4 separate regions of the Mus musculus genome follow, and regions 2, 3 and 4 are each linked to region 1. A link is a loop called in an ENCODE intact Hi-C map of the cell type or tissue named here. Cell type or tissue: left cerebral cortex. All regions are shown on one strand. Region 1 holds the start of Hgfac (hepatocyte growth factor activator). Region 2 holds the start of Msantd1 (Myb/SANT-like DNA-binding domain containing 1). Region 3 overlaps Grk4 (G protein-coupled receptor kinase 4). Region 4 overlaps Rgs12 (regulator of G-protein signaling 12).

What was found. Peaks named below come from ENCODE experiments on the same cell type or tissue, not always from the same donor. Only the 100,000 strongest peaks of a DNase experiment are listed, where the experiment ranks them.
Region 2: it touches region 1 in a loop (8-fold over the local background); 35 of 42 quality-filtered maps call a loop at or near these places.
Region 3: it touches region 1 in a loop (3-fold over the local background); 5 of 42 quality-filtered maps call a loop at or near these places.
Region 4: a loop joins it to region 1, with 7 times the contacts of the local background. A loop is called at or near these places in 25 of 42 quality-filtered maps.

What each region holds. Positions count from the first base shown.
Region 1 is chr5:35,038,883-35,046,882 of GRCm38, forward strand. It overlaps Hgfac (hepatocyte growth factor activator), which reads left to right and starts at 2,627. Exons shown (of 14, transcript NM_019447.3): 1 at 2,627-2,828; 2 at 3,408-3,582; 3 at 3,684-3,780; 4 at 3,973-4,052; 5 at 4,678-4,800; 6 at 4,942-5,073; 7 at 5,266-5,376; 8 at 5,475-5,649; 9 at 5,882-5,967; 10 at 6,369-6,624; 11 at 7,607-7,746. The coding sequence starts at 2,715. It also overlaps a transcript of Rgs12 not described here. In left cerebral cortex, a CTCF peak has its summit at 4,359 (motif pointing left); a DNase peak (open chromatin) is centred at 4,353.
Region 2 is chr5:34,912,355-34,920,354 of GRCm38, forward strand. Htt (huntingtin) reads left to right here. Exons shown (of 67, transcript NM_010414.3): 67 at 1-180. Msantd1 (Myb/SANT-like DNA-binding domain containing 1) reads left to right here and starts at 3,561. Exons shown (of 3, transcript NM_207277.1): 1 at 3,561-5,561. The coding sequence starts at 5,242. In left cerebral cortex, a CTCF peak has its summit at 3,640 (motif pointing right); DNase peaks (open chromatin) are centred at 3,651 and 5,097; H3K27ac peaks cover 575 bases.
Region 3 is chr5:34,685,090-34,693,089 of GRCm38, forward strand. The region is part of intron 4 of Grk4 (G protein-coupled receptor kinase 4); the gene reads left to right. Among named protein-coding and RNA genes, the nearest start is that of Grk4, 29 kb to the left of the region's middle. In left cerebral cortex, a CTCF peak has its summit at 4,996 (motif pointing left); no DNase peak of the experiment used is centred here.
Region 4 is chr5:34,981,641-34,989,640 of GRCm38, forward strand. The region is part of intron 3 of Rgs12 (regulator of G-protein signaling 12); the gene reads left to right. Among named protein-coding and RNA genes, the nearest start is that of Mir3097, 35 kb to the right of the region's middle. In left cerebral cortex, a CTCF peak has its summit at 4,405 (motif pointing right); DNase peaks (open chromatin) are centred at 4,425 and 7,793; H3K4me3 peaks cover 293 bases; H3K27ac peaks cover 197 bases.

The DNA.
Region 1 (8,000 bases):
AGCTAGACTGTGGCACTGCCAGCTGTCAGAGCCACTCATCATGAGGTAACCAGTTAGAGGAGAATTGTCTGTGGAAGCCCCTGCTAGGCATGATGGCTGGCCCGAATGGGTGGACGGTTGGCCCTCTGACCTCCCCAGCCTTCCTATCCAGGTCCATGGCCTATGGCTGGAGATCACCTTGTCTGGAGTGGATTTGGTGTCTGTGCAGGGATGCTGGGGTGGGTTTCGGCAACCCAGGGCTGAGGCAAGCAGGTGACAGCTTCTCTTCTCCCCATGACAGGGGGCGGGGCCCGAGTCAGCGGAGGCCTCCCGGTCAACAGGATCATCGATGTGGACCTCGTTTCGGGTGTGTCTCCTGGGTGGGGAGGCAGCATTCTCGGGGTACAGCTGGGTCCAAGGAGGGTAAAAGCCAATGGACCCTCCTTACCAAATGGTCCTGGCCTGAGCACCATCCCAGGTGAGCCCACAAAGCCCAAGACCAGCACACACCATGCCACCTTTGTTTGAAGCTATGCTGGACCTGCAATTCCTACTGCTCCATGTACTGACTCCCATGCTTATATGGATGTTTGAGGAGCTCATGACTCTGAGACGGCAGGAGCCTGGGAAGAGCCAAGAGCCACCTCGGCCCCAATAGGAAGCCAGGAGCCAAACTAGGAAGTGAGGGGACAACTTCATCCCAGGGGCTGGGTTAGACACCTCTATAGCAGCCCGCCTTGGTGTTCAGACTTTGCCCAATAAAATGCTTCTGAAGACCTGCCATGTACTGCATTGTGCTGAGTGCCGATGTCACATGCCATCCTCTTGGAGCCCTTACCCCTGCAGATGGCCCTAGGAAGAAAGACTTCCAGAGAGGAAATGGTTCCTGGACAAGGGTGGCTGCACAGAGATAGCTTGGTGCTTGGGAGCTAAAGGATGGGATCGCCTCCCATCCTCAGATGTATGGGCTCTATGACCATCTTGGATACTGAGGCCAGCCACACCCCAACATTGTCCATTCATATTGTCCCTTGCAGATGACCTGGGGTTTTTGGACATCTGTGTCTTCTGTCTTCTCTGAGGTTGGCCATTGGTGAGGGTGGGGCTTGGTTGAGATTTATGGTGAGGTCACTGTGGTCTCATCCCTGCCCACTGTACCCACTGTGCCCAGTGGAGCCTTCCTGCCACTGGCCCTGCCCCTCTCCCTAGTCTCACTCAGGTGACCCAGGGGGCTTCTAGAGAGGGGACATCTGAACTAAAACCTGACTGTAGATAAGTTCTATAGGGAGGCAAGAGCCAGTGTGTCTGAGGCTGAGACCAGAGTGAATCTGGCTATAGAATGAGAAGTCCTGATATGGCAGGACATCAGTGAGAAGCAGGAGGGGAAGGACCACAGGGTGGTGCTGGGCTGAGCCTGTAAGACACACTGTCACAAGCCCAGGATGCCTGAGCAGAGGCCCCAACACTGATGGCCCAACTGCCAAGCTGCTAATCTTACATCTCTCCCTGGAATTGAAGATGGACTGGCTGAAAGGTTTCTCAGAGAGCGTCTTCTCTGAGGCACCTCATCATGCACATCCCAGCAGCAACATTTCCCAACACCCGCAATGTCCTAGCACTCATAGCATCTGCCTGGTACCCACTGTGCGCCAGCACCACTGTTTCCTCAGTACCACAATGCTCAGACACCACTGTATACCCGCACTTGGCCATGAACCACCATGCCTTTGGTACCCATCATGCCCCACCATGCTTCTAGCACCTACTTTGGCAAGCTTGGGTGCTGTTTGGCCATTGGTGAGGGCGGGGCTTGGTTGAGATTTATGGTGGGGGTCACTGTGATCTCATTCCTGCCCACTGTACCCACTGTGCCCAGTGGAGCCTTCCTGCCACTGGCCCTGTCCCCCTCCCTCAGGAATTGGAGAGATCCCAAGAAGACAGCTAGAGCTATGGGTATGAGGTGGCCACTCCAGTTTGCCTAGGGCCCCCAGTGCCTGCCTGGAGCCACAGGGAAGCTCTGTGTATAGCCTGCCCAACTGAAGGCATGCAGGCTATGCCCACAGGTAACCAGACTGGGAAAGCTTACTGGGGGGCTGCTGGTACCCAGGCTGTCTGGTAAGGATAGAATTCTGGGGGTCCTGAGTACCCCAGGCTTAGGACAAGTAGACAAACCAGCAAAGAGAGTTACTGTTCTCAGGCACTGGTCACAGCACTTGGTCCAGGGAGCAACCCTTACCTCTCTTGAGTTGTTATGTGGCAATGGGTAGAGGGGGTACCCTCCACCCTGTGTTGACATCTGTGGATTGGGGACTGTATCACCCCCACCATGAGTCAGTAGCTGGCTGGGAAGAACTGGAACCCCCAGGTTCCTGCATGCAGCAGGTCCTGTAAAGGGCTCATAGACAGGAGTGGCCAGCAATATGGCCAGCACCTGTGCCTGGGAGGCCTGGCTCTGACCTGCCCAAGTCACACTGGAAGACTTCCTGGAAGAGGCTGAGACTTGAAGGTTGTGTTGGGCCGAGGAGCAGTTGTAGCCTTTGCCAGAGAACAACAGCTGCCCCAGCAGAGCAGGCAGAGCTGTGGCAGCAGGGTGGAGCTATGGCTGTGGAGGAGCCTAACAGGATGCAGTGGGTGGCAGGGTTAATCATTATCATGTAGCCTTGACCCCACCTGCCCTGGCCACGTTCCCTGGCTACTCTGTTCCTGCTACACCTCACGCCAGCTCAGGAGGAGCCATGGGGCGACAGGCCTGGATCTCTAGCCTCTGTCCCTTACCCAGGCCATGTCCCTTCCTGCTGCTCCTGCTGCTGCTGGTGGTGCCTCGGGGGGCCCAGCCCCAGGCTGGCAGGGTGAGCACTGCCCCTCTCCCTTGCATGTGGCCAAGGGTTCTCTATGCACACTCGGTTCCTGGGAAGAGAGAGGTCAGAAAGAGGGCCCCAGAGTGAGCTAGGGACCCAGTGTGGTGGCATAGTGGAGTGGAAGTTGTCATTTTGCACTGAGATATGGGGTGCTGGGCTAGGCTGGTCTGTAGTGCTTGGGCCTGAACTTGTTAGGATCCTCTTGTTGCCACTGTGTGGCCCAGGCCCCGTGAGTGAGTGGGGGGGGGGGGTCCTGGGGCTTCTGCTGCATTCCAGTGTTTGAGATGGGGTGTAGGAGACCTCAGAGTGCTTCAGCTGTTCCTGTCCACCCCAGGACTGCCCCCCAGGACTGAATCTCAAGGACCAGGGTGACCTGGGGCCCTGTGACTCTTAAGTTAGCACATTGGATCACTCAGATTCAGAAGGAAAGGCCAGAGGAGGTCTTGGGGACACCCACTGCCTCTTGGACCTGCCCTAAGGAGTCTCAGGTCTCTGGTGTATCCGACTGGTGGAGTCCAAGTGTGAAGGACTATTCCACACTGACACCTTTGTGGCCCCTTGGGCTCCTAGAACCACACAGAGCCCCCAGGACCTAACGTTACAGCCACCCCCGTGACCCCCACGATCCCTGTGATCTCTGGGAATGTCAGCACCTCAACAGAAAGTGCTCCAGCAGCAGAGACTGAGGGACCCCAAAGTGAGAGGTACCCTCCTCCCTCCAGCAGCAGCCCCCCTGGGGGCCAAGGTAGGTGAGACACTGTAACAGGAAGGCAGCTAAAGAGGTGTGGGGCCTGGGTAGGGGTGGAGTACCCAGTGGGATGCCTGATCCCTGACACCCCTCCACAGTGCTCACCGAGTCTGGGCAGCCGTGCAGGTTCCCTTTCCGCTACGGTGGCCGCATGCTGCACTCCTGTACCTCTGAGGGAAGTGCCTACAGGAAGTGGTGAGTCCCAGAGTGGGGTAGCGGCTGAGGAACCTACACAGGTTCCCACTGTGGACCCTCATGAACCCTGAAGCTAGTAGGTCTTGATGCCCAGCAGGTACATTTAGTGAACAGGGGCTCCAGGGTGCCCAGGCAGAGATGGGTGGGGCTCTGGGCAGGGACTCAGTTTTATCCTCTGACTCGACCCTCCAGGTGCGCTACAACACACAACTATGACCGAGACCGGGCCTGGGGCTACTGTGCAGAGGTGACCCTGCCTGTGGAAGGTCCAGGTAGATATGTGAAAGGGCCAGCCTGAGCCCCCAGGAAAGGCTTTGACAGGGTGCTTGGGTTAGGAGTATAGGGGTCAGTGTGCAGGGTGAGGATACTAGTGACCTGGGCAAGGATTCTGCATGGAGTTTGGGGGGGGGGTGTCTCTGAGTTTGATCTTCTTGAGTTCAGAGATATCTAGGGGCAAAATTGCTGCCAGCCCAGAGGGCAGCAGAGGGTGCTTCTCCCAGACAGGACCTAGCCTTCCTAGACCCTGGATGGCTTTGCTGATCATTGGTGATACCAGGGCTCCCTCTTGTGGTGAGATCTATCCATGTAGCCATACATAGTCCCTTGAACAGGCCCTGAGTCCAAAAGAGCAAGCCATGAAACCTGTGGGTGTGCCATGAGAGGGATCCCCGTTGCCTGGCAGAGCATGTATAGAGAGATGTGTAGAGCAGAGTGCAGAACCATGGGATACCTTCTCCAGTCCTGGTGAGGGGGGGTCACTGGGAGGTGGGAACTTGCTCACTCAACAACCCAGAGAAGATAGATAGCGTTCACAGAGAGCCTTGGCAGGCAAGAGGGTATGGAGGGGCTCCAAAGACTCTTGTCATAGCCATCATATCCCCTCCTGTGTGTACCCAGCTATCCTTGACCCTTGTGCCTCTGGGCCCTGCCTCAATGGGGGCACATGTTCCAGTACACATGACCATGGGTCCTACCACTGCTCTTGCCCGCTGGCCTTCACAGGCAAGGACTGTGGCACAGGTGAGAGGACCTCGGGGACCCAGGAGTGGGGCCATTCTAGGAGGCTGGGAGAGCAGCTGCTGAGTCCAGCCTGGGGTGGGTAGTGCCTACCTGGGGGAGGGGACCTGCACGGGCACTGTGGGAACACTGTGTGACTCACAGAGAAATGCTTTGATGAAACACGCTATGAGTATTTTGAGGTGGGCGACCACTGGGCCCGTGTGAGCGAGGGACATGTGGAGCAATGTGGCTGTATGGAGGGCCAGGCCCGGTGTGAAGACACCCACCACACAGGTATGTCATGGCCAACTTCAGGGAGGTCAGGTTCCATGGTGCATGGGGGTAGTGAGCCAAGTCCTTTAGGCAGATGCTCCATCCTCACGTAAAGATAAGGTTACCCAACAACAGTGGCACGGGAAAAGATCTCAGCTCTGTCCCCTCCGTGAGTTCCTGGAGACCAGGTTTGGCTTCCGGACTCTCCCCTAGCTTGTCTGAGCAGCCCATGTCTGAACGGAGGCACCTGCCACCTGATTGTGGGCACAGGGACCAGCGTCTGCACCTGCCCGTTGGGCTATGCTGGGCGGTTCTGTAACATTGGTGAGTCACTTTCTTTCCAGTTTTATGGGACAGCCCTGGGAAATGGTCTCAGGGGTCCTTGCTGTGGCCTGGCCTCATGGCAACCACTGTGCCTGCAGTTCCCACAGAGCACTGCTTCCTGGGAAATGGTACAGAGTACCGAGGCGTGGCCAGCACCGCTGCCTCGGGCCTGAGCTGCCTGGCCTGGAATTCTGACCTGCTCTACCAGGAGCTGCACGTGGACTCAGTGGCTGCTGCTGTCCTGCTTGGCCTGGGCCCTCACGCTTACTGCCGGTCAGCACCTAATGGCTGCTATACATACTCTTTCTGCATAAGCAAAGGATTGGACAGAGGGTCTTCCCAGACTCTGCAGGGGACAACAGTGCCTAGATGGCTGTTAGCCTCTGCCTCTTGGGATGGTGGGTTCATGTGTGCCCACCGTGGTCTGCAGAGAGAGCACATAGCTCTGGGTGTTAGGATGGTCCTCTAGGGAGAGTGATGGTGTGACTCCCTTGTCTGCTTCCAGGAACCCAGACAAGGATGAGAGGCCTTGGTGCTATGTGGTGAAGGACAACGCACTGTCGTGGGAGTATTGCCGCCTGACAGCCTGTGGTGCGGGCACCCTGATAGGTTGGGGGCAGAGGGGTGGTGCTCCCTGAGGACTCTCAGACAGGTCAGTGGAGGGGACTCAGTGGTGCCCTGCTAGGGTGGTCAGCTCTGAGGGCTGGACCCCAAGGCTCTCATGCTGGGAATATCCAGCCATTTGGGATGTGAAGTGGGTCTCATTGAGAGACAGGGCTTACTCTGTAGCAGGTGATCTGGCCTTGCCAAGGCCTGCAGTCTGCATTATACCTGTCCTCATCTGTAGAGTAGGGAACAAAGGCTCCCAGGTCCTCAGGCTGCTCAGAGCCTCAGGCCTGAGGAAGTAGGCTATGGGTCCAGGTAGGACCCCTCTGGCTCTTCCCTGTCTCCAGGGGAATCCAGGGGTATGAACCGATGACCTCCACTCCCAGAATCCCTGGCCAGAGTCCACTCCCAAACCCCGGAGATCCTAGCAGCCCTGCCCGAGTCAGCCCCGGCTGTGCGTCCTACCTGTGGCAAGAGGCACAAGAAGAGGACGTTCTTGAGACCACGCATCATCGGGGGCTCATCATCTTTGCCTGGCTCACACCCCTGGCTGGCTGCCATCTACATTGGGAATAGCTTCTGTGCCGGGAGCCTTGTCCATACCTGCTGGGTAGTGTCTGCAGCCCACTGCTTCGCCAACAGGTGAACACACCTCCTCAGGGGCCACCCACATGTCATATCCCTACCCTCATTCTATCCCATGGGCCCCTACCTGCGACTCACACTCCTCTCCGGCATCAGCATACTTCCATCCAGACGGAAGTATGTTGACCATTTTTTCTGTTCCCCTAACACACCTTTTGGTCCCACTGTGGCCTAACGTGTGTGCTGGGCACTGAGGTAGGCATGGAGCATCGGAGCAGGGCATTTTCTGCAGCTAGCCTTATATCCCTGTGCGGGGATGTGGGGGAACACTCTCCTGTCACCTGCAGAGACCCTGCCTCTCCCAGAGCTGAGCAGTGGGATGGAGTTAAGGTGCCCGAGTTGAAGACATGCCCCATGTACCACCCTGTGTCAGTGCCTAGGTGTTTAAGGGGCACTTACCTGGGCAAGGAGTCAGGAGGCTCAGTTACAACATGTAGTAGACCCTCTAGAGTCACTGCACAGCCAGGGAAACTGAGGCCCAGCTCACTGGATGGGCTCCTAGGAGTGAGGACCTGAGGTCCACTCTGTCTCCACCTAACACGGCTGTAGCCTGAGACACCGAGACTACCTGGACTGAATAGAAAAGCCCAGCAATTCCTCCTAGCTTCATGCCCTGGGGGTAAAGCATTTGCACCTGAGGATCCTCTAGGCCAGACCAAGCCAGGCCGAGGCACAGCATATAGGCAGATCAAATCTCCATCCATGGGACTTATTCTCAGAGCAGACCTTGTCTGAAGGCTCTACTGGTTTATCAATGAAACCCATGAAGCTCGGGCTCCTGGGCCAGGGTCGCTGTGGCTCTGCCTCCCTTGTCAGTCCTGATTCTACTGTCACATGGGTTGAAAATGTCTACAGACCTTTCCCAGGGCTGGGACCCTCTTGCTTGGCCATGACCAACAAAGTACAGGGGCCAAGGTTGGGGAGACCTGATAGTGCCGTGGAGAGGGCTGGGTTTCACTCCTGCCAGCTTCCTGTGCAGCCCCCCCAGGGACAGCATCACAGTGGTACTGGGTCAGCACTTCTTCAACCGCACCACGGATGTGACACAGACATTTGGCATTGAGAAGTATGTGCCCTACACCCTGTACTCGGTGTTCAACCCCAACAACCATGACCTTGGTGAGCTCAGGGCCTCTGCAAGGTGGGGGGTGAGGTTGTGTGCCCCAAGCTAGAGCCCAGTCAAGGGTAGGAGCTGGGCAGACACAAGGGGAAGAAGTAAGAGGAGTTAGAGAAATCTTGTTGCCCTTCCTCTGGTCTCTCAGACCACCAGCCACCTACCTCCCCTCTACCCATTTCATGGGACTGCCTGCTATGGATTTCTGTCTGGGGTGGGCTTCACTGCACAGGCTGACCCCTGTTCTCTCTCCCTCCCA
Region 2 (8,000 bases), 130 kb before region 1:
TGCCATGGGCTTCACTGGGAACTAGGAGGGCTGTGATGGGTGTGCCCCGGAGCCCAGCCTAGACCTGGCTGTCCATTTCCAAAAGGAAGGACTGACATGAAATGTATATTTAAAATTTTTAAATTGCAGATATTGTACAGTTGAATTAAAGAAGCGATTAAACCACCTGTTGTTGCTGTTTGAGGCTTGCTTTACTTATAAAACCTCCTTTCTAGCATTTGAGGAGAGCATCCTGCTTATCTCCAGTGGGGCAAGGATACTACCAGCAGCCATCTTGACACTGTAAAGATCAGGCAATACTAGGTATAGAATGAGACTGTGTGCCTGGAATTGGGACCAGGCCTAGGAGTATTCGCAGACCCTATTGAAGTGGTCTCCCTGTCTGGGAGATATGGTGTGCCAAGTTCTCATAGTTATTGGCATTTTAAGCCTGTCGTGTGAGATCCTAGGTATTGTTTCAGCTTCCACACATTGCTCCAGGGTTCTAGAGGGGTGGTGAGGCTCTGTCCTCACACAGGACACAGTTAGTAGTCCTTGGAGTCTTTGCATGCTCTCCACCAGCCCTTCTGCCTTTCTGGACATGCTCCTGATCCACATGGATCCTCTTCTGCCCTTCAACATGACTGGTCTTACCACCTTTGTCCTGCTGTGTCTGCAACACCTACCCTGTCCTTTGTAGGTTACAACTTCTTTTAGGTTGTCTATGACATTGCCTGTCTTACCAGGTCCCTTCTTTAGTATCTGGGCTAAACCTGAAATGCAGGTACTTCATCCACCAACCTGCAGGAACAAGGCTGTTTGGGGAACACTTTCTAAAGGCCTGTCAAGTTTCAGTTGTGAGGCAGGAGTTGTCTACCTGATCCTTCAACCCACCAGACCCTGACGTTAGTGCCAGGATAACTCTTGGGAGTCTTATAGAGCCCAGTGCATGCCACTATCCCTTCTAGGACATGGCACAGGGTCTGTTCTCTGTACAAGATAATGAACCTTTGGCAGGAAGGGCCTGGTAGGTGCCCCACCATGTTTAGGTCTTTGCCCAGTAACTCAAGCATTTGATGGCAGCATGGATGTTATTGCTTCAACTCCCTGAATCTACCTCAGCAGTCCTCTCTAGGACTACGGTGATATTGCCCTTAAGGTCTTCATCAACGCCGGGCATGGTGGCACACACCTTTAATCCCATCACTTGGGAGGGATTTCTGAGTTTGAGGCCAGCCTGGTCTACAATGTGAGTTCCAGGACAGCCAGGGCTATACAGAGAAACCCTGTCTACAAAAACAAAAACAAAAAGATCTTCATCAACACTTGAGTTTTGCTCACTTCAGGAAAATGAAGTACCCCTGCCCTCCTGGTGGATAGCCAGACCTTTGACCTAACAGGCATGGGTGGTATTCCAGAAAGGATAAGGTAAGCCTCCCTGGGGTATTGGCAGCACATTATTCCTTCTAGCCACTAAAGCAGAACGCAAGCCCTCACCATAGCAAGTCCAGCCCTCCTGCCTGGGGAATGTAGGAGCACATGACTTGAGGTACCCCTCAGCCTCATTGTGGTGTTTGTCTCCAGTTTTTCCAAAAAGCATTCTGAAGGAGCTTGAAGAAGCAGCCTGATTGTGTTGAATACGGGGATGGGTAGTCATGGTATGTGTGCCATTTGTGGCCATATGTGTCCACATATTGAGTGGACAGGGTCCAAGTTTCCTGGAGTTATATCCAGGCTTCCTAGGATGTGAGCCTCACCTCCATACAAGGTGGCAAAGCTCAGCCAAATCAAGAAGACCTACTTGGGTAGCCCAGGGAAGGCTCATGAGCAGAGGTGGACCCAGGTACTTGAGAATCACTGAGACCTTCCTGGGATCCACACACATCCTTAGCCCTGAAAGCCTGAGTCTCATCTTCCTCCATGTTGTGGTCCTGAAAGAGATGCCTGCTTCACTTCAAGCTCAGGGTGGACATTTGGGACATAGCTGGGGTGGGAAGAGCTGGCCACAAAGGCAGAGTGTCAAAGGTTAAGAGTCTGGACTCCTTATTGACGTGTGATAGCAACGTCTAACGTGCAAGCTAAACTACCTAGCTGCCCAGGCCTCTATCCCAGGCTAGGTTGTAAGGCCCCAGGAATTGCTGTGACAATCCAATTCTAAGGTAGGTCATAATCCCTCTCACTACCCACCACAGAGATAAGCTGTGCCTCACTAACCACCCAGAGCAGTTCAAACGCCTTAGTGCTCCAAAGCTTCCTAGACCCATGTCCTACTACCTTAGTCAAGGCTGTACTTAGCCACTGTCACATGTACACACATTTCATACACTTCCAGGCCTTTGTCAAGTCTTCAACCCCTAAATTTCTCCCACCAGTACAGGCTCAGTTCTCTCAAAAGTTACCTGGCATCCCACTAAAACTGGTCATTTTCTACTCTGGCTTCTATCAATATAGGCTGAGCTTGGCTGCTATCACCCTAGTCAGGCCTGGTTTCTTGCATCCTGAACAGGTTCCATAAATACAAGTTTCAGATTTGCCCCACACTCATTATGTAGAGGGGAAACCAAACCCAGGGAGCCTAAGTAGGTTTCGCCAGCTCACAACAGAACCAGTCTTGACCCCATTCAGAGTGCCTGGCCTCTCTTAAGAGATACTTTCTAAAGCTGACCTGCCCCCTTTCCCTTCAGGTTCTACTGGGGACCTAGTCCTCAGCCTCCTGCCTTCTCATCCTGTGACAACTGAGGGTCCTAGCAGGCCATGCAGCTGTGTCAAGGTATGGAACTCTACCCTGAATAGAAATAGGAAATGTCCCACCCTAGGTAGGGGCAGCTGAGGCTTGGACAAACACCTGTTCATTCTTGTCCATGGAAGCCAGGCAAGGACTCTGCTCTAGGAGGTGCCTCCACAAAGGCCACTTTGTACCTGGGACTGCTGATGCCCACATGCCTGAGAAGAGGAGGTGGGAGCCCATCTTACCCCCATCTAGGTGTCAACCAAAGTGTTATGTTGGTATGGAGTAGCTCCTGCCAGGCTGGCTCTGGTGCCTTCTATATCCTGGAACTTGGGCAAGCAGCTGTTATAGATCTTTCCTCTTCAGCCATCTAACTATAGGACCTTGAGTAATGGCAGTGATATCCATTAGCCAACAGATAGCCACTGGTCTGGCTTTGAACACTCCAGACACTCTAAGGAAATTTGTAGAAAGGACTAAGAGATGGCGGATGAGGACCTAGGATCTCCCCATATCCCTTAGGCCAACATTTTGCTAAGTCATTTATAGTCATTTAGCCGGCTCTTGTTATTTTAGAGATGAGGACACTGAGGCTGGAATCCATTGCTAAGGTCACACAGAGCTAGGTTTAAAAGCTAGCAGCTTGAAGCTAAGCATAGTGACAATACACTTTTAATTCCAGTACTCGGGAGGCAGAGACAGGGCCAGCCTAGTATATACATACTGAGTTTTTAGGCCCCAGGTTGTGCTTGTCTTGTCTTTCCTTGTTAGCTGGAGATGCTGTCTGTGGAGGCAGTAGGGCAGGTTCCTAGTTCCTTGCTCCTCAAGGATCAATCTTCTGAGCCTAAAGAACAGGGGGTCCTTCCTGGAGGAAGGAGGTAATTTCTAGGCACTGAGCTCTGAGAACCAGACCCAGGTTCCATGCTCAGCACTAGGGGGCAGCAATGAACCAGCAGGCCAGTAGTATGCCTGGCATGCTCAGTATCTATCTGACTTTGGCAGGAAGAGGAGTTTTTGCAGACCTTCTGGGTACTCTTTTAGGAGAAATGGAACAATCGTGGGTATCTGTCTGCTAGCTCAGCAGTAGGAAGTCCCAAAATGACTCCCAAGGTTCAGAGAGGAAGCCTGACATTCACCTGAACCTATGAAATGACAGCAAGACCTCCAGGGGCAACCCTCTGCCTCCTTTTCATTTCTAATTTTGGATTGAAACTCAGGTCACTCCCCCTACCCAGTAAGTTACTGACTATGCTCCTTACAGTGGACACAGGAAGCCCAGAGACATTGCTTTCTCCAGTCTAAGTTCTTCCTATCTTTGATCAGGCAGGGGGAAAGCCAACAAAGACCACTGTTGTTCTGCTGACCAGAGAGTTTTAACTAGTTGTTTGGAGACCAGGCATGACTACCAATAGAGTACTGGGCCCAGAGAGTCTAGGATCAGACTAGACTGTGTGTCCACAACAGCCAGCCTAGCATGAGGGTCTTAGGTCCATGTAGTCTCATTTGTGACTTGCCTTCCAGATGTTAGCTATTGATGCCCTGTGGTAACTTTCCCCTCTGCGGATTCCACATTCTACATTCTTGCTCTGCTGCCTCCTCAGCCTGAGGTCCCTGCCTAGCCCTGTGGGCATATTAACCCTTCCTCTTGATGTTTTGCCTGTCCCCACCCCAACACTGCTGTGTCTCTTGAGGACTAGCCCTGCTCAGGACATTGAAGTTACCCTCTGACTGCAGCCACTTTTCCTCAGCTGAGGGGCCTCCTCAGCTCAGCTCGGTTTGCCCCTTCCGTCAGGGCTGTGCTTATGCTTCTCCCCATGTTGAAGGTCAACATCTGTGTCCTTCAGGCCGGCATGGCTAGGCAAGGTCTAGCTCTGACTTGCCTGGCTTCCCAGCACCCACACAACCTGACACCCAGGGGGTTGCATTAGTTAAACAAGAGAAGCAGAGTCAATGGGGAGAAGGCTGGGCCCTATGAGGACCGGCTTCAGTAAAGCTTGGCAGGCCTCTGAGAAGAGGGTGACCTCTCAGCAAGGACCTCACCACACGAACAGCCATCAAGGCAGTATCAGGGCCTCCACCTCCTTTGTAACCCTGCACCTTATGTCTCAGCATACTACTTGCCCATCTTGGGCCTCCCTGGACTCTAACCTATATAAATCAGGTGGGGCTGAGGTAGGGACTACTGCCTAGATGCCCATGTAGGAGCCTGTCAGGCACAGTGAAAGCAAGTCTCTTCTGGGGCCTAGAGGGCCAGCAGGGTGGGAGGAGGGCTGGGAGCCACAGTGGGCTTGGGTACAGCCTCTCACTGCAATATTGATGGCCCGTTAGTGCGGCCCTGATTCCTGTGCTTTCAGTTAAAAGGTTTCTGTTGTTGTAGCTTATGCAGTTGCTCTGTTGCTATGGAAACATGACATCAAAATGACGTTTCCCGTTTAAAAGCTTTTAACTAAATTCCTGCCTGTCAGATGTAGGCCCCATTTTGAGCGTGGAGCTGCCTCGAGCAAGCGAGTGAACAAGCGCACTGCCTCTCGCCCATGGTGCGCTGGCCAGGCCTGAGGCCCTGCCTGAGTGCCATCCTTAACCCTGCAGGTGCCTCCAACATGGCAGCAGCCGAAGTGCCTGGCTACCTTGTGTCTCCTCAGACGGAGAAGCATCGGAGGGCCCGCAACTGGACAGATGCAGAGATGCGCGGCCTCATGCTGGTCTGGGAGGAGTTCTTTGATGAGCTCAAGCAGACCAAGCGCAATGCCAAGGTGTACGAGAAGATGGCCAGCAAGCTCTTTGAGATGACTGGGGAGCGACGGCTAGGCGAGGAGATCAAGATCAAAATCACCAACATGACCTTCCAGTACAGGTGAGCACGTGGGACGGTCTCGAGAGGGTCCGGGCAAGGTTGCTCCACTCTTCGGCACTCTGTGCTCTGAGGCAGGGCGGGTGTGTGTCGTCTGGGCTAGTTGTCAGAACTCCACTTGGCAAGATTGCCTTCCAAAACCGTTTGTGTAGCCTACCATTGGGAAGATGGGGAAACTGAGGCCCACAAGCAAAAGAACTGATCATTAACTCTCAAGTGGCAAGGCTGAGAGCATCCTCAGATAGACTTTGTGGGACTAGGGCTGGAGCAGCATCGTTGTGAGGATGGTTCTAAGGCTGACATTAGACCTGCCTCCTACCTGCCGTGACGCCCCAGCAGTAGACAAATAGATCAGATCTTATGACCCTGCTTCCTCAACTGGGACTACAGGGCACCAATTAGGCTTGGTTCTGCCTGTCCCACCTACCACAAGTACCCAAGTTGGGCAGGGTATGGGGTTCCTGTTTCATGTATGGAAACTGAAGCTAGAGTGAAAAGGAGGTTTGACTCCCAGGCCTGGCTCACCCCGATACCCTGAGACTACGAGAACTAGGTGAGCCCAGCCCAGGGCCAGCTTCAGGGTTGGTAAGATAGGATTTTAGGGGGCTCTCCAGGCAGCACACAACTCTAGGCTGGGGTCTCCCCATCTGTGTATCTGACTTTGCTGCCTCTCAGTTTGACTGTCCTAGCTTGCAGCCAAAGGAGAGCCTGGGGGAACTGATACACAGTTCACAGCCTGGAGCATCCCTGGCATTCAGGATGGAGTAGCTGTGGTGGGTCTGACCTCTCTGTAGAGTCGAGTGCAGGGCAGGGATCATGGATGGGCTAGAGATTGTGGACTTTGGAGGCACAAAAAAGTAGAGAGGGTAAGATGAAGGTCAAAACATAAAGTGAAGGTTGTGTGCACGAGGCCCTTATGAGGGGCATGTCACAGGAGAAGTTGAAGAGTATCAAGGTCAGACAGTAAAGAGTACTTCCCCAAAAGGCAGACTAGACAGTCTGGGCCTGGGGCTGCCTAAGATCGCATTCAGATCCCATGATAGGAGGTGCTATCTGGGGCTCACAGATGTACTAGTAGTTCATCTGGTGAGTTGGGAAGATAGGGAGGCTGGTTCAGACCTTGCTCTGCAGGCATATCTGTAAGGTCCCCAGCCAGAATCCATGGAAGAAAAGAGCTCTCATGCCCTCATCAGTAAAGAGATGCCCCAAGAAAGGGAGGGGAACCCCTGCCTGGCCCATGAATCCTGTGCCCCTGGGAGATAAGGCCCGACAAGACCTTGGACAGACTGTGAGACCCTAAAACTCCATCTCTAACTACTGATTTGACTTATAAGGGCCATGGAAGAAGAGAGAGGGCCTCAAACCTGTCTTGTCCATGGCTCATTTCTGACCCCCAGTGCTGGTCCACAGCTGAGCCTGAAAGCAGAAACCCGCGGCTCTAGCAGTTGCTTAGGCTTGCTGGCATCAGAGTCATTTATTGTAACTGGTGTTACATGGAAGCCTCTGTCTGATGAGGAGAGAGTTGAGACCAAGTCTGTTGCCTGCAGGAACAGACATGAACACATGAAGATAGCACCGATGGCAAAGGCTTGCCTGGCTTTCTCACGCCCCATCATCCTGTCCCAGTGCTGGAGGAAGAAGGGATTTCTGGGGGAGATGAGGCACCGCTGGTTGTTTTCCTTAGCTTCCCTTTGTCTAACTGTATTATTCATTATTTATCTTGAAAGCCTCCCTCAGAGTCCTAGGGGAGGGATTCTGTCTCCATTCCTAGAGGTGGTTGTGAGCCAGGAGATGAGAGTACATGGAAAGATCAGCCACTGCAGTCTAGGGGTAGGAGTCATGGCACTTCACAACTTACAAAGCACATGCAGACCATGGCTTCTCATAGCTGATCAGTTCTTTATCTGCCCATTCCTGACTTCACAGCAGTCTTTTCTTTTCTATAAGAGCTGTTTATATATTAAGGTTCTGACTTAAAGGAAATATGACCAGGTAGCTAGGTCCCATGGACCATGATTTGTTGGAATACAACATGAGGCCCCCACACTGGAGACAAGACAGTCCTCATTTCTCCAAGGAGTTGGCCAGCTTAAGTGAAGCAGAGAATGCAGGGGCAGGGGTTCTCTGGAGAGGAGGAGCCAGTATAGAAGGCTGAAATGGCACTAATGGTGGTAAACTTCACCTTCCCTGTGTCCCCAGGTAGCTTGATGGTGCCTGCTATTCATTCAGAGCAGTCTGCTCTGTTCTGTGTGACCTGCCTCTGCTTTCTGATGCAGTCATGCTATGTGGTGGAGCCCTCTAGGCCCTTGATGCTATTCCCCAAGGCCATCCTCTGCTTTGGTGAACCACAGTCTGTCCTGGGCAGCAGCCCCTTGTTATTGGCTGTACCTGTGTTGGGGGCTCATTCAGCCAGCTCTCCATCTTCAGACACCAGTGAGACTA
Region 3 (8,000 bases), 350 kb before region 1:
AACCCATTTTTGTCATCTTCTACAAAACTCAACTCCAAGTGGATCAAGGACCTCAACAAAAAACTAGATACACTGAATCTAATAGAAGAGAAAGTGGGAAAGAGTCTTGAACTTGTTGGCACAGGGGGAAATTTCCTAAACAGAACTTCAATGGCTCACGCTCTAAGATCAACAATTGATAAATGGGACCTCATGAAACTGGAAAGCTTCTGTAAGGCAAAGGACATACTCGAAAAGATAAATCGGCAACCTACAGATTGGGCAAAAATCTTCACTAACCCCATATCTGATAGAGGGCTAATATCCAAAATATATAAAGAACTCAAGAAGTTAATCACCAAAAAACCAAACAACCCAATCAAAAAATGGGGTATCGAACCAAACTGAGAATTCACAACTGAGGAATCTGGAATGGCTAAGACACACCTAAAGAAGTGTTCAAAGTCCTTAGTGATCAGAGCAATACAAATCAAAACGACCTGAGATTCTACCTTACACCAATCAGAATGGCTAAGATAAAAACCTCAGGCAACAGCACATGTTGGTGAGGATGTGGGAAAAGGGGAACACTCCTCCATTGCTTCTGGGATTGCAAACTGTTACAACAACTCTGGAAATCAATCTCGAGGTTCCTCAGAAAATTGGAAGTAGATCTACCTGAAGACCCAGCAATACCATTCTTAGGAATATACCCACAAGGTGCCCCACCATGCCACAGGGGCACATGTTCCACTATGTTCATAGCAGCCTTGTTTGTGATAGCCAGAAGCTGGAAACAACCCAGATGTCCCACAACAGAAGAATGGATACAGAAAATGTGGTTCATTTGCACAATGGAGTACTACTCAGCTATTAAGAATGAGGACATCCTGAGTTTTGCAGGCAAAAGAATGGAACTAGAAAATATCATCCTGAGTGAGGTAATTCATACCCAAAAGGACATGTATGGTATGTACTCACTAATAAGTGGATACTAGCCAAACAAACAAACAAAACAAAACCATAAAACAAACCCAAGATGCAGTCCACAGAACTCAAAAAGCTCAACAAGCTGAAGTGCCCAAGTGAGGACACCTCAATCTCACTTGGGAGAGAGAAGAAAGCAATCACAAGTTGGGGGCGGAGGGGGGGTACCTGGGAGGAAAAGTGGACAGGGGTTCGGGGAGTGTGGGGAGGTGGTGGTGAGAGAGGAACCTGATCTGATATTGGGTGAGGGAAAAGAAATGAAGCCCTGAGGGCTAGCAGAAAGAATATAAACAGGCAACCTCAGAAAATAGGAGATTGGGACAGTAGGGAGAGAGAATTTATAGAACCCACCTCCAGCAGGAAGACAGGGCATCAAGTGAGGGATGGGGTTGCCAACCCACAGTCAAAACTCTCACCCATAATTGTTTCTGTCTGAAAGAATTACAGGGATAGAAATGGAGAGGAGCCTGAAGAAAAGAAGGCCCAGCAACAGGTCCAAGGGGAAGTCCCAAGGTCTGACACTGTTACTGAGGCTGTGGAGTGCTCACAAAAAGGGATCTATCATGACTGGTTCTGAAAGACCCAAGAAGTAGCTGAAAGAGTCAGATGCAGATATTTGCACCCAACCAATGGACAGAAGCAGCTGACCCCTGTTGTTGTCTTAGGGAAAGATTGAAAGAAGCTGTGGAGGAAGGCCACCTTGTAGGAGGACCAGCAGTGTCAATTAATCTGGACCCCCAAGATCTCTCAAACACTGGACAACCAAACAGACAGCATCCACCACCTGATATGAGGCCCCCAACACACATACAGTAGAGGATGTCTAGGTTTGTGTTCATTCAGAGATGATGCACCTAACCCTCATGACACTCTCCAGCCCTGAGGAGTTTAGAGGTCAGGTGGGGTGGGGGGTGGGAGGGACAGGGAATGGAATATGGAGTGTAACAAATGAATCTAAAAAAAGAAAAAGAAAAAGAAAACTTCCGTAACCTAAAGAAAGAGATGCCCATAAACATGCAAGAGGCTTACATAACTCCAAATAGATTGGACCAGAAAAGAAATTCCTCCTGTCACATAATAGTCAAAACACCAAATGCACAAAACAAGAAAGAATATTAAAAGCAGTAAGGGAAAAAGGTCAAGTAACCTATAAAGGCAGACCTATCAGAATTAACCAGACTTCTCACCAGAGACTATGAGAGCCAGAAGATACTGGGCAGATGTTATATAGATCCTATGAGAACACAAATGCCAGTCTAGCAAAACTCTCAATTACCATAAAAAGAGAAACCAATATATTCCATGGGAAAACCAAATTTACACAATATCTTTCCACAAATCCAGCCCTACAAAGGATAATGAATAGAAAACCCAATATAAGGAGGGAATCTACACCGTAGGAAAAAGCAAGAAAGTAATAATTTTTCAACAAACCCAAAAGAATATAGCCACACAAACATAAAAATAACATCAAAAATAACAGGAAGCATCACTATTACTTAATATCTCTTAACATCAATGGACTTAATTCCCCAATAAAAAGACATAAACAAACAGGCTGGATACATAAACAAGGCCCAACATTTTGCTGCATACAGGAAATCCACCTCAGTGTCAAAGACAGACACTGCCTTAGTGTAAAGGGCTGGAAAACAATTTTCCAAGCAAATGACCCCAAGAAACAAGCTGGAGCAGCCATTTTAATATTGAATAAAATCAACTTTCAACCAAAAGTTATAAAAAGGATAAGGAAGGACACTTCATACTCATCAAAGGAAAAATCTACCAAGAACTCTCAATTCTAGACATCTATGCTCCAAATGCAAGGGCACCCACATTCATAAAAGAAAGCTCAAAGTACACATCACACCCCACACAATAGTAGTGGGAGACTTCAACACCCCACTCTCAGCAATAGACAGATCATGGAAACACAAACTAAACAGAGACACAGTGAAAGTTAAGGACCAAATGGATTTAACATATCTATAGAACTTTTCATCCTAAAACAAAAGAATATACCTTCTTCTCAGCAACTCATGCTACCTTCTCCAAAACTGACCATATAATTGGTCACAAAACATGCCTCAACAGATATAAGAAGATTGAAAGAATACCATGCATCCTATCAGATCACCACAGACTAAGTCTGGTCTTCAATAGCAACAAAAACAACAGAAAGCCCACATACACATGGAAGCTTAACAATGCCCTACTCAGTGATCCCTTGGTCAAGGAAGAAATAAAGAAATTAAAGACTTTTTAGAATTTAATGAAAATGAAGCCACAACATACCCAAACTTATGGGACACAATGAAAACAGTGGTTAGAAGAAAACTCACAGCTCCGAGTACCTTTAACAAGGTATTGGAAAGAGCATACACCTAGTAGCTTAACAGCATACCTGAAAGCTCTAGGACAAAAAGAAACAAATACACCCTAGAGGAGTAGACTGCAAAAAATAATCAAACTCAGGGCTGAAATCATCCAAATAGAAACAACAAGAACTATACAAAAAATCCACAAAACCAGAAGCTGGTTCTTTGAGAAAATCAATGAGCTAGATAAACCCTTAGCCAGACAAACCAGAAGGCACAGAGACAGTATCCAAATTAATAAAATCAGAAATGAAAAGTGAGATATAGCAACAGAAACTGAGGAAATTCAAAAATGATCAGATCCTACTACAAAAGCCTATATTCAACAAAACTGGACAATCTGGATGAAATGGACAATTTTCCAGACAGATACCAAATACCAAAGTTAAAATAGGATCAGATAAACCATCTAAACAGTCCCATAACCCCTAAAGAAATAGAAGCAGTCATTAAAAGTCTCCTAACAAACAAACAAACAAACAGCCCAGGACCAGATGGGTTCGGTGTAGAATTCTGTCAAACCTTTAAAGAAGACCTAATATCAATACTCTTCAAACTGTTCCACAAAATAGAAATAGAAGAAACACCACCCAATTCATTCTATGAAGCCACAGTTATACTGCAAATTCTCCTTTGGAGGTGGAACAGTTTCTGTCTAATCAGGAACTTTTCACAATTTCCATTCATAGAGGACTTCATAAGAGATTTTTTTCTAATTCTTTTTTTTTTAAGATTTATTTATTATATCTAAGTACACTGTAGCTGTCTTCAGATGCACCAAAAGAGAGCGTCAGATCTCATTACGGATGGTTGTGAGCCACCATGTGGTTCCTGGGATTTGAACTCGGGACCTTCAGAAGAGCAGTTGGTGCTCTTAACCACTGAGCTATCTCTCCAGCCCTTTTTTCTACTTCTGTCATGTTTAATGTTCCAAATAGATTTTAAAAACAAGGAAAAAAAAACCATAATTAATGAACAAAAATTCCACCCAGTTCTATACATAGAAGAGTGAGCCTGGGATCTGGTTTATTATCACAAGTACCTCAGACTGACATCGGCAATCGACACACATATATATATATGGTTAGGCAGTGGTAGCATGAAACTTGTGGGAGTATCCAACCACTGACTTATTTGACTTAAGGCCCACTCCACAAGAGGGAATCCATGCCTGACACTGCTTCAGTAACTGTTAAGACAGGGTTTTACTGCTGTGAACAGACACCATGACCAAGGCAAGTCTTATAAAAACAACATTTAATTGGGGCTGGCTTACAGGTTCAGAGATTCAGTCCATTATCATCAAGGTGGGAGCATGGCAGTATCCAGGCAGGCATGGCACAGGCAGAGCTGAAAGTCTTAAGCCCACAATCACAGTGACACACCTATTCCAACCAGGCCACACATGCAGATGGTGCCACTCCCTGGTCCAAGAATATACAAACCATCACAGTAACCAAAAACCAGAGTTATATATCTCAGAGACGGAAGGTAAAACCAAACACTACTGGTTTTAAAAAACAAAGGTTGGGGGCTGGAGATATGGCTCAGTGGTAAAGAGCAATGATTGCTCTTCCAGAAGTCCTGAGTTCAATTCCTAGCAACCACATGATTGCTCACAACCATCTGTAATGGGATCTGGTGCCCTCTTCTGGTGTATCTGAAGACAGTAACAGTGTACTCATATACATTAAACAAATAGGTTTTTTTTAAGTCAAAAAATAATTTAAAAAAGAAGTGCATGTATACAGATGGGAGAGGAATTAATAAAACTATCTTATTTGAGGTGATATAATTTTATAGAGAGAAAATTCTAAGGAATCTACATCTACATAATCAAGAAACATTACTAGAGTTAATAAATGAGTTTGGCAAGGCTCATAGGTACTAGATAGTTATACAAAATTTGGTTGTAATTTTATATACTAGCAAATAACAAAATTTATTTTAAGAAAATGCATTTATAGTTTCATCAAAAAATGAAAAAATGCTTAGATATAGTAGAGTAAATACAACATTTATATATTCAGTAATGAAACATGGAAAAAATTAAAGAACATCTAAATGAGAAAACCTCCCATGTTCACGGATCAAAAGATATGTTAATATTGTTAACATGTCCATACTTAGCAAATTGCTCTTTGTTTTCACTCTATGCCCCATCAAATTGATCTGCTCCTTTTGTAAAAATCAGCAAACTGAGTTTAGAATGCAAATGTATATTTAAAAGACCCCAAATAGTTGTATTCCTTGGGGTGGGGAAGAACATAATTAGAGAATTCATATTTCTCAACTAAAAAGTTACAATAATCAAGAATAATGTGGTACTTTGATAGAGACTGATAGGTCAGTGGTGTAGACTGAGAATTAGAAGTAAACCAATAAGCTTACAGTTAACTGATTTATTGTAAAGCTACTGAGACTACCCAGAAGGAGAAGGCATAGTCTTTTCAAAAATTATGCTGGAAGTAGAAATTCACATAAAAAAAATGAAGTGGTACTCTTATCTCACACCACAAGAAAAAAGTATACTCCAAATGGATGTAGAACCAAGCAAAATGGCCAAAAGTATACAGCTTTCATCATTAGATATTCTTTCTAATACTCAGGCTGTATGGCACTTTTTTTTTTTTTTGAGACAGGGTTTCTCTGTGTAGCCCTGGCTGTCCTGGAACTCACTCTGTAGACCAGGCTGGCCTCGAACTCAGAAATCTGCCTGCCTCTGCCTCCCGAGTGCTGGGATTAAAGGCATGTGCCACCATGCCCGGCTTATGTACGGCACTTTTATAACTAAGCAATAAGAACTGCAAAGTTTAAAAAAAAATCAAGGGGACTGGAGAGATGGCTCAGTGGTTAAGAGCACACAACTATTTGTAATGGGATCTGATGCCTTTTTCTGGTATGTCTGAAGACAGTGACAGTGTACTCATATAAATAAAATGAATTTAAAAAAAAATCAAACAATATGTTTGAGTATTTTGCCTATATGTGTATCACATGTGTACCTGATGCAAGAATTCAGAAAAGAGTGTTGTACCCCGTGGAACAGGAGTTATGGATGGTTGTGTGTTACCATGTGGACTTTGAGAACCAAACCTGGGTCCTCTGCAAGAGCAGCCAGTGCTCTTTACTGCGATCCATCTCTTCAGCTGTAAAATTTTATTTTATGTGATGGGTACTTTGTCTGTATGTATATCTGTATACCACATGTGTTCATAGTGCCTATGGAAGCCAGAAGAGGGTGTCAGATCCTCTGGAGCTAGAGCTATGGATGCCTGAGGGTCACCATGTAGGTGCTGACAACTAAACCCAGGAGTGGGAGAACAGCCAGTGCTCTTAACTGTTGAGCCATCTCTTCAGCCTTGCTTTTTTAAAATTACCAAAGTAAATGTATATTTTAGCATGGAAGAATAGGTGTACTTAAAAAAAAAACAAACTTCTGATCATCTTTCTATTCCACTACATATCTATTTCTGCCCAAGTACCACATTGTTCTGATTATTGTAACTTTGTAGCTGAGAAGTGGGAATTCTCTAAATTTTCAAAATCTACCTTTCTTTCCATCCATTAAAGTGAACTTTCCTATTATATACTATGTTTAAAGTATTAAATTAGCAAGGCACCGAGTCCTCTGGTAAATTTGCACCCTTATTACCTCTTCTTAAAAATAATCCTTTGTCAGCCAGGTGGTGGTGGCCCACGCCTTTAATTCCAGCACTCGGGAGGCACAGGCAGGCGGATTTCTGAGTTTGAGGCCAGCCTGGTCTACAGAGTGAGTTCCAGGGTAGCCAGGGCTACACAGAGAAACCCTGTCTCAAAAAACAAAACAACAACAACAAAAATCCTTTGTGTTGTTTAGTATCAGGTTTCTGGCCTCAAACTCAGAAATCTGCCTGCCTCTGTCTCCCGAGTCCTGGGATTAAAGGCGTGTGCCACCACTGCCCTGCCTGTGGTTGGATTTTAGTTTAACATTTCTTCTCTTTTCACTGATGTTTAGAAAGATATCTTTTCATTTCTGTGAAAATTAATATGAAGTTTTGGAAACACTGAAAATAGCATCTCTACTTAGAGTTTATTATTAAATAGTATTAACAGAATCAACCTGCTATGTAATTTTAACTGTTATTTCAAATATATAAGATGAAATTTACTTAATCATTTCTTTGTTCTGGTTTTCGAGACAGAGTCTCTGTACGTAAATAGTCCTGAAAGTCCTAGAACTTTGTAATCTAGGCTGCTCTTGAACTCACAGAGATCCTCCACCCTCTGCTTTCTGGGAATAAAGATGTGTGACACCATGCCCAGAAAATATTTCTCCTGAATGTAATATTTTCATTAATTGAGAATTTCATTCATGCATATCGTGTATTTTGATAATATTTACTTCCTATTTTCCCTCTAATTCCTCCCAGATCCAACTCTCACATTCTACCTCTTCCTAACTTCATGTCTTTTAAAAAAATAACCCACTATGTGTGCCATATCAAGTATGCTTGACTTATCAAAGACCACACCTTTAATGAAAACTCTGTCTTCTTCCCTCAGAAGCTATCAAAGGTCAATAGCTCCTTATCTAGGGTGGGAACTTGTGAGCCCCTTCCTCTCTGTGCTAGATGGTTTACTGACTTGATCCTGTGAAGGTTTTGTGCAGATAAC
Region 4 (8,000 bases), 57 kb before region 1:
CAGGTGTTTACCGAATTTAAGATTATTTTTATAAAATTTTTGTGGAAATTCAAAGGGCCAAGAGGAGAAAAGATCTGTACTTAAATTTTTTATTGTGGGAAAATGCACATGATGCAGCTTGCCATTTTAACCATTTTTAGGTATGGATTGAGATTGAAATGCACCCTCCAGCTCATGGGTTGAAGATTTTTATCCCTATGTCTTGGTGCTTGGTGCTAGTTTAAGAGGTGCTAGGATTTTTACCGGGTGTGGCTTAGCTGGAGGAAGTGGGGCTTAGCCACAGTGGGTGGGACTTAGAGTAGGTGTGGCTTAGCTGGAGGAGCCAGTCACATGTGGGATGAATCCTTAGGAGCTGTTTGATTTCCCTGTCTGTCCCACCCTTCCCCCTCTCTTTCTTGCTCTCCATTTTCATTCTCCCTCTCCTGGCTCTTTCTCAGTCTTTCTTCTTGCTGGCCCCCGTGAAGTGCAGAACTTCGCTTTTCCATACCCCTCTGCATCTGTTGTCCACGAACTAAAACTTATGAAATTGTGAACCCAAATCAGTTTTCCATCTTTAAGTTGGTGCCATAGTTTTGTGTTTGTCCCCGAGCTGGTGGTTGTTCTGTGTGGATCTGAGGAGGCAAAGACATAGCTAGGTCAGACTTTGCAGGTATGCCTGAGAAGATGGGTGAGGTGAAGGCCAGAGAGGCGGTGGGAGTGGTCTGGACAGACTAGTCTCAATTCTAGGGAAGAAGGGAGTAAGGAGGGTTGGTGGGAAGGAAAGCAGGGCCTTAGAGGAGGTCTGAGGCAGCGCCTGCAGACTGCCCTTAGGGCTGCATTGGAGTCTCTTCTGTATATGCCCAGTGTGCCTGTCTTTCAGATGCAGCGTTGTGAGAAGAGTGAGATCATCTGGCAGAGTAAATGGGGTGAGCTGGGGGCTTCAGCCTGGTAGAGGGCACACAGGAGTGGGCCTGCAGACCTCCTAGGAGCTGTAAGGGGCAGGGGGGAGGCTGCTCTGTGTTAAGCCTGAGCGTATGCAGTGTGAGTATGCCTATGCTCTGTAAAGGAATTTGGAAGCCATGGATGCCACTCTCTGTCTCAGTCTCTGTCTCCTTAGCCTGTTCTTAAGTCCTAGTACTTGTGGCATCAAGCATTCTTACCATGCTGCGCTGTGCTAAGATGGAAAGTGTCCAGTGCTTGTCATCAAAGAGAGCCAGATGTTAGAAGAGAAATTAATCATAAAGTAATTCAGGGTTGTGATTATGGCTCAGTGATAGAGTCCTGGACTAGCAATTGCCTAGCATGTGCAAAACTCTGGGTTCCATCTCAGCACGCATGCGTGAACAGGCATACACAGACACACACACACACACACACACTCAAAGGTAATTGCAATTTAAGACCAGCTTCAGGCTTTGTGTTTGTTTTGTGTTTGTCTAGGTGCTGATGTGTGCTCTTGTTTGTAGAGACTGGAGGCCGTCCTCAGGTGCTGTGCTGTTACTCATCCATTGTTCACTGACCACCAGCTTCAGGCTCAGGGGTCTGCTTTCTCTGCCTCCCAATATAGCACCTTAACAGATCAACATCACTGGCTTTAAAAAAAATACTTGAGTCCTTGTGCTTTGCAAGGCAAACACTTTACTATGGAGACTGAACCATCTTCATAGCCTATTTGTTTGTTTGTTGATGCTCAGCCAAGTCTTGCCATGCCTGGCTTGCAGGTTAGCTCCCAAGGCTGGGTGGCAGTTTGAGCAGTGGGATGCTGAGACGGAGGGTGGTATGATTCCTGCAGAGGAGAAGCTACCTGAGTAGACATCAGGCCCCCTAACTGGCTACATCCTGATTGCAGCAGGATCCATGCCTTTGGCTTTTGCTGTTTGTGGGGTGAAGAGATGGGGATATAAGTGTTTATGAAAAGCTCTTCCTGGTGGGGCCAGCCATCTCTAATAATTTATTAAGGAGCCTTTGTTCATGTATGGATTTGCTGCTTTTCAAAAATCCTGCAGCTACTAGGAAGCAAAACAGACAGAGCCACTGCGCCACACAGGAAGGGAAGACGTGGGGAAACCTAGGTTGAAGCAGCTGCCCCGCTGGTGGTGTTTAGCCTGGCATGCTGACAGCCAGGAGAGAAAACCACCACTGCCGCCTGTACACAGGACCCTCATGGTTGGAGCAGGTCTGGTCCTGAAGACTGATGCTTTGTTCCGGCCCAGGTGATGAGAGGTTGCAGGACCAGCCCCAGGAAGAAATCAGAACTGAAGCCTCAGCAGAGCCTGAAGTTGGGAGAGGGAGGCATAACCAGGGAGCAGCCAGAAGGGATGTATAGACCTCCCATGGGAAGCCTATGTCCCTTAAAGCTTTGTGTGTCTGGGTATCTCCAATTCTCCTTGACTGATCTTCCATGAGTTGAACTGTGATGTTCTCTGGCACTGAAGAGGTGGACAGGAACCACCTTGCATTGAAAATCATAGTTCTTTGTGCACTGGGGAAATAAGAGATTTTGCTCACACTGCATTTAGTCTTGTAGCTGTTGTGGGATCACCGTGCAAGTATGGGGGAAGCCTTGTCATCCTCCAAGGCCTGACTCTGATCACACTGACATTCGGGCCTACAGTAGTCACCATACCTTGAGGTCTCCTGGCTGTTTATCTGCCTTGTTCTGAGTCCACCCAATGATCCCATACTGAGCTTTTGGTACTAGGCCCTTTAGTACATACTCAGGAGACCCAGGTGTCTTTACTCCATATGGAGGTGGCAAAATTGCTGCTGTGCAGGAATGGCAGCATTTCTTCCTTAGCAAGATGCCAGTATTGTGTCCAAGACCATAAGGGTGTGAGGATGACTCTAAGGACATTGTCCTAGCAGGCAAGTCCTGATTGCATGTTGGTCACTTGTGCCTCTCAAGACACTGCAGGTGCTGGTCACCTGTCCTTCCAACCACCTGTCACCCCACACTGTTTATATGATGTTGGTGTTAAAATTCCTTCCCAGAGGGAGATGTAAACATGATTTAACCCCTTCTCCTGAGGTTCTAGTTATAGTCCAAGGCCAGATTCCCTCCACACCCACTCTGGAGAACCAGTGAGCTTATTGGGCTCTGTGCTGGCTCATTTTATGTCAGCTTGACACAGCTAAAGTCATGAGAGAGAAGGGAGCCTCAAGTGAGAAATGTCTCCAGAAGAGTGGACTGCAGGCAAGCCTGGAGGGTATTTTCTTCATTAGTGGTTGATGGGGGGAGGCTCAGCCACTGTGCGTGGTGCCACCCCTAGGCTGGTGGTCCTGGGTTCTATAGGAAAGCAGACCAAGCAAGCTATGAGGAGCAAGCCAGTAAGTAGCATCCCTCCATGGCCTCTGCATCAGATCCTGCCCTGCTCGAATTCCTTTCCTGATTTCCTTTGATGATGAACAGTGATATGGAAGTGTAAGCCAAATAAACCCTTTTCTCCTCAAGTTGCTTTGGCCATGGTGTTTCATCATAGCAATGGGAACCCTAAGACAGACCTCCTTACAGAGCATAGATAAGGGGTTAGTTACAGTTCCCTCAACAGGCCATGCCTGAAAAAACTACTCAGCAAAGATAAGGTCTTCCCCATAGTTCATAGATGAAGCTCCCTCCCCTCATCTCAACATCCTTAGCCTACATACTCTAGCTCCTCCTCAGGCCATGTACAGCTCAGCAGTTACATATACCACGTGTTAGGGAGAGACTGGATACTCAGGTGAGGGGGCTTGTGACCCTCCCCGACCCTCCATGAGAGTATATAAACTGTCATAAGCCCAGCTGGGACAATCCTCCTTGTAGGGGTGCAGCTTAACTCCACAGGATGGCTGTTGCCAACAAGTGGCAGCTGGCTTGGGGCCTGGGAACCAGCCTGGAGGGCAGTGCAGGAAGGAAGGACCCACATTTGTGCATGTGTGTACATGTGCGTGTGTGCTTGTGTGCATGCTTGTGCCACAGCGTGAGTGTGGCGGTCAGAGGACAACTTGTGGGATTCTGTTCTCTCCTCCTCCTGTGTGAGTTCCAGGTATCAAACTCGGCAAGCTTGGTGGTATGTATCTTTATTCATTGAGTCATCTTGCTGGCCCTTGTTTTGCTTTCTGAGACAGGGTTTCACTGAGTAGCCTGGCTGGCCCTAAACCATCTCTTGTTGCTTGCACATTGATCTTCCTTTGGCTCCCACATTTTCCTATCTGTGGGCCGGCACTGCCTGTCCTGTATACCTGATCTCTGTCCCTGGGTAAAGCCCATGTTTTAGCCCCTACTCCTTGACCTTCCAGACTCAAGGGACCTGTCCTTTGTATTGGTGCCCTGCAGAACACTGCTGGAAGAGCTGGTTTGATCTCTTTTACCTGAGCTGGAGTTGCCACAGAATTAATTACTCTGACATGGGTACTGTTTTTCAGGTACTGACAATGGCAGGCTCCCAGGCAGCAGGGGGCGCTCAAGTCACAGTTTTGCCTCCATCCAAAGTAGTCCTATGCTCCAGATGTAGTGGGAGGAGGCCCTCCAGGTAGTGGGTGCTTAGATAGTATCTGCAGACCCAGCCACTCTTCTTGCTCACCATAGTCACAATCCCTAGCAAAGCATGCAAAAACTCCAAGTGAGAGCCAGGACAGGACTCGTGGGCAGGTGCCTTCTTGACATTTCGTGGGTTTGGTTGCTTCCACTGTAGCCTCCCCTACCTGAGACTTGGTGGTTGCAGAGCTGTCATTTTCTCTAAGATTGCTCTGCAGACAGCTCAAAATAAACTCTTTTTCTTTATATTTTAATCCATCCTCTCCTGATTCTCAGAGAAAGTTTTAGAATACTGCTTCGTTTGGTCTTTCATAGTCCTAGCTTCTCTTCATTTGTATGACTCTTTATTTACTCGGAGACACAATTGGGGTTCTCTTTGCCTGGAGTATTTCCTCATTCAGTTACTGCTCACTGGGTTCCCTTCCTTTTCTACACTCTGTTTAGCTCTGGGAATACAGCAGCCAACAGAACCTGAGGGCAGGTGCAAGCTGTGGTGGTAGACAGATAGACAAATTTTTTTTGTCTAACTTCAAGTAATGCCAAATTTATACTTATGTATTATTTTTTTAAAAGACACTATACTTTAAATTAAAGGTGGTGGAGGGCAGAGCTAGGCCTGCTCTGGCAAAGTGGGCAATGGTGGGAGCACTGAGGGTTGTAAGGCTACGCTCTGATGGTGCTGGTAGGTGGAGAGGACTCAGCCTGGCTGGTCTCTCCAGCTGTCCAGTGGGTGATGCTTGGATGAAGAGTGGGAGGCTGGGGAAGCCCTCTGCTCTCACTAGAATTTTGGGGCTCGCCTCCCATGGGTTCTTAACATCTGCTTGGTCTTGGTCCTTTGCTCACTTACAATGCTGTCACCTTCCTCTTCTCCCTGTGGTTCTGTCTAGACCCTTGACCACATCCTGTGGACTCCAGCATCCTTTTCTCCAAGTGCTGGCTCTGGGGCAGGGATGTTGGTGAGGCAGTTCCTGGGCACTGTGGGCAATTAGTAGGCACTTCTTGTCTGACCAAGTGACAGTGTTCTGAGTACTCTAGGTTGAGTATCCATCTGACACCATGGCGGGAGCCCATCCCACATGCACTTGCTGATCTGCCAGATGATGGCTTCCACTCTTCTCTGGGCTCCAGGTAGCTGGTGTGGGAAGTGGCTGGCCTGGGCTGGAGAGTGGAGAGAGACTCACTCACTCTGAGCTGGTGTCCAATGTTTTCTGCTCACATCTCACTGTCTTGGTGAGGCCCTCCACTGATGTCTTACTGGCTTCTTGTTCCTGAACTGGCCAGAGGCTTCTATCTGTGAGAGCTATGCTGGGCCTGTTGGGCCCAGGCTTGAAAACAATCCCACAGCACTGGGGGTGGGCAGAAGAAGGAAGGAAGGCACATGAGACTCTGGCCACCACCAACCACTGTTATCTGTCACCCTTTGGCCCTGATCTGGCAGGCAGCTAATCAGCCCTTTCTCAGAGCACGTGTGGGTTAGGAAACAGGACAGCAGAGTCCTGGGTGTTGGCCTTGCTTTCTTCAAGGTCTGTCCTCAGAAGAGACTCTTCTCAGCCTGACTAATGACCTCATCAGCTAAGAGGCCAGGCCAGACAGCAGGTATGAGAGGAGAGGATGCGCCCTCAAGGCCCCAGGCTGCTTGTGTCTGAACCACAGCATCCATACAAAAAGACCCCATTGTTTTCTTCCCTTCTCATTCCTGACTGAACACACCTGGATGCAGGCCTTTGTTTGAGATGATAAGAGTAAGCATCTAGCTTTCTGCATAAGGTTCTTAAGTGTTATATGGCTGGGTGGCCTCCCAAGGTCCCAGCAGGTTCTTCTGTGCACATTAACCATGCCTGGCTCATGTGCATGTTGATCACTCATAGATGGTTTTAGGGTCTGGAGGGCTTGTGGACTAGGATGTCCTGCCCTCTGCACCTTTCCCCAAACTATAGATTAGTGCTAGGCCCTCAGACAATTGTCACTCTGACTGCCGTAGGCCACTTAGACTCTCTGGCATAGAGACAGTTCCCAGTGCCCTGTGGCCAGCTGTCATTGGCCTCTGTAGTGGCTAGTTTTGTGTCAGCTTGACACAGGCTGGAGTTATCACAGAGAAAGGAGATTCAGTTGGGGAAATGCTTCCACGAGATCCAGCTGTAAGGCATTTTCTCAATTAGTGATCAAGGGGGGAGGTCCCCTTGTGGGTGGTGCCATCTCTGGGCTGGTAGTCTTGGTTCTATAAGAGAGCAGGCTGAGCAAGCCAGAGGAGCCAAGCCAGTAAAGAACATCCCTCCATGGCCTCTGCATCAGCTCCTGCTCCCTGCCCTGCTTGAGTTCCAGTCCTGACTTCCTTGATGAACAGCAGTGTGGAAGTGTAAGCTGAATAAACCCTTCCCTCCCTAACTTGCTTCTTGGTCCTGATGTTTGTGCAGGAATAGAAACCCTGACTAAGACAGTCTCAAAGGACAGATCACCAGGCTCAGAGTCTCCAGGCTCCCAACAGAGCAGAGGTGGTGCTCCCTTTCAGCAAGGAGCAGCTCTGTAAAGGTTAGGCCATCTGCATCATCTCTAGCTATGGAAGCCACTGCCCTTGTCGGCTTCACCCCTGTAAGGTATTAGCATCCTCACCTTTGCTGGGGTTGGGGTGAGGGTGGTGCACACGATCCCTACCCCTTGCTGCTTTTGCTGGCTTTGTTCCTATGATCATGGCTGCAAGTCCCCCAGAAGCCATTGGTCTGAGGAGCTTGAGCTTTTGCCAGTTCTCATCCTGGCCAGCTGTCACCAGCTGTCACCAGCTTCTACTTGGGAGGGAAGGCAAGGTGTTGTGGATTCAGTCCTTAGTGTTGCCTTGTGGTCACACACGTCTCTCTCAAGGAAAAGCAAAGGTGAGTCTGGCCCTAGGGATTTCCATCTGGTGGCGTGACGCAGACCCAAGGCTTCTCACAGCCTAAGGGTCAAAGGCACTTCATTTGTAATTTCTGAGGTTGTCACTCGGTCACTCAAGGGTGATGGAGGACTGTGGGACCAGCTTGGCCAAACCACAAAGCCTGGAGGCACCTGGGTGAGCGGTTCACTGAGTCTCAGGAAAGTGGCAGGTAATCTTGCAGTGGGACCCAGGTTATAGCACTACTTTCTCTCCGCCTTCTTCCTTTCACAAGCCAGGATCCATCAGGTTCATACGCTCTTGGGTTGTTCATACTTGGGAAGCAAATGCAACCAATCATGTTTCACAGATGCTGCGTGGAGGTGGAGGGGTTTTTAGGAACATACTAGATCCTGCTGGCTGCCACGGAGGAAGCGCGTGCATAAGGAGCAGGCTTATAATAGAATCAGCGGCAACTGTAATTAAGGTTGCAAACCATACCACGCCACTAAAACACAAATTCTTTGCAGCTGTTGTGCTGAGAAATTACCCCGTCAGCCAGTGTTGCTCTTCAGATTCTGTAGAGGAAATGCTTTAAAAATGATCTCACAGGGTGATTTATATATAAATGACTCTTCTGTATGAGACGATCAAGATAGA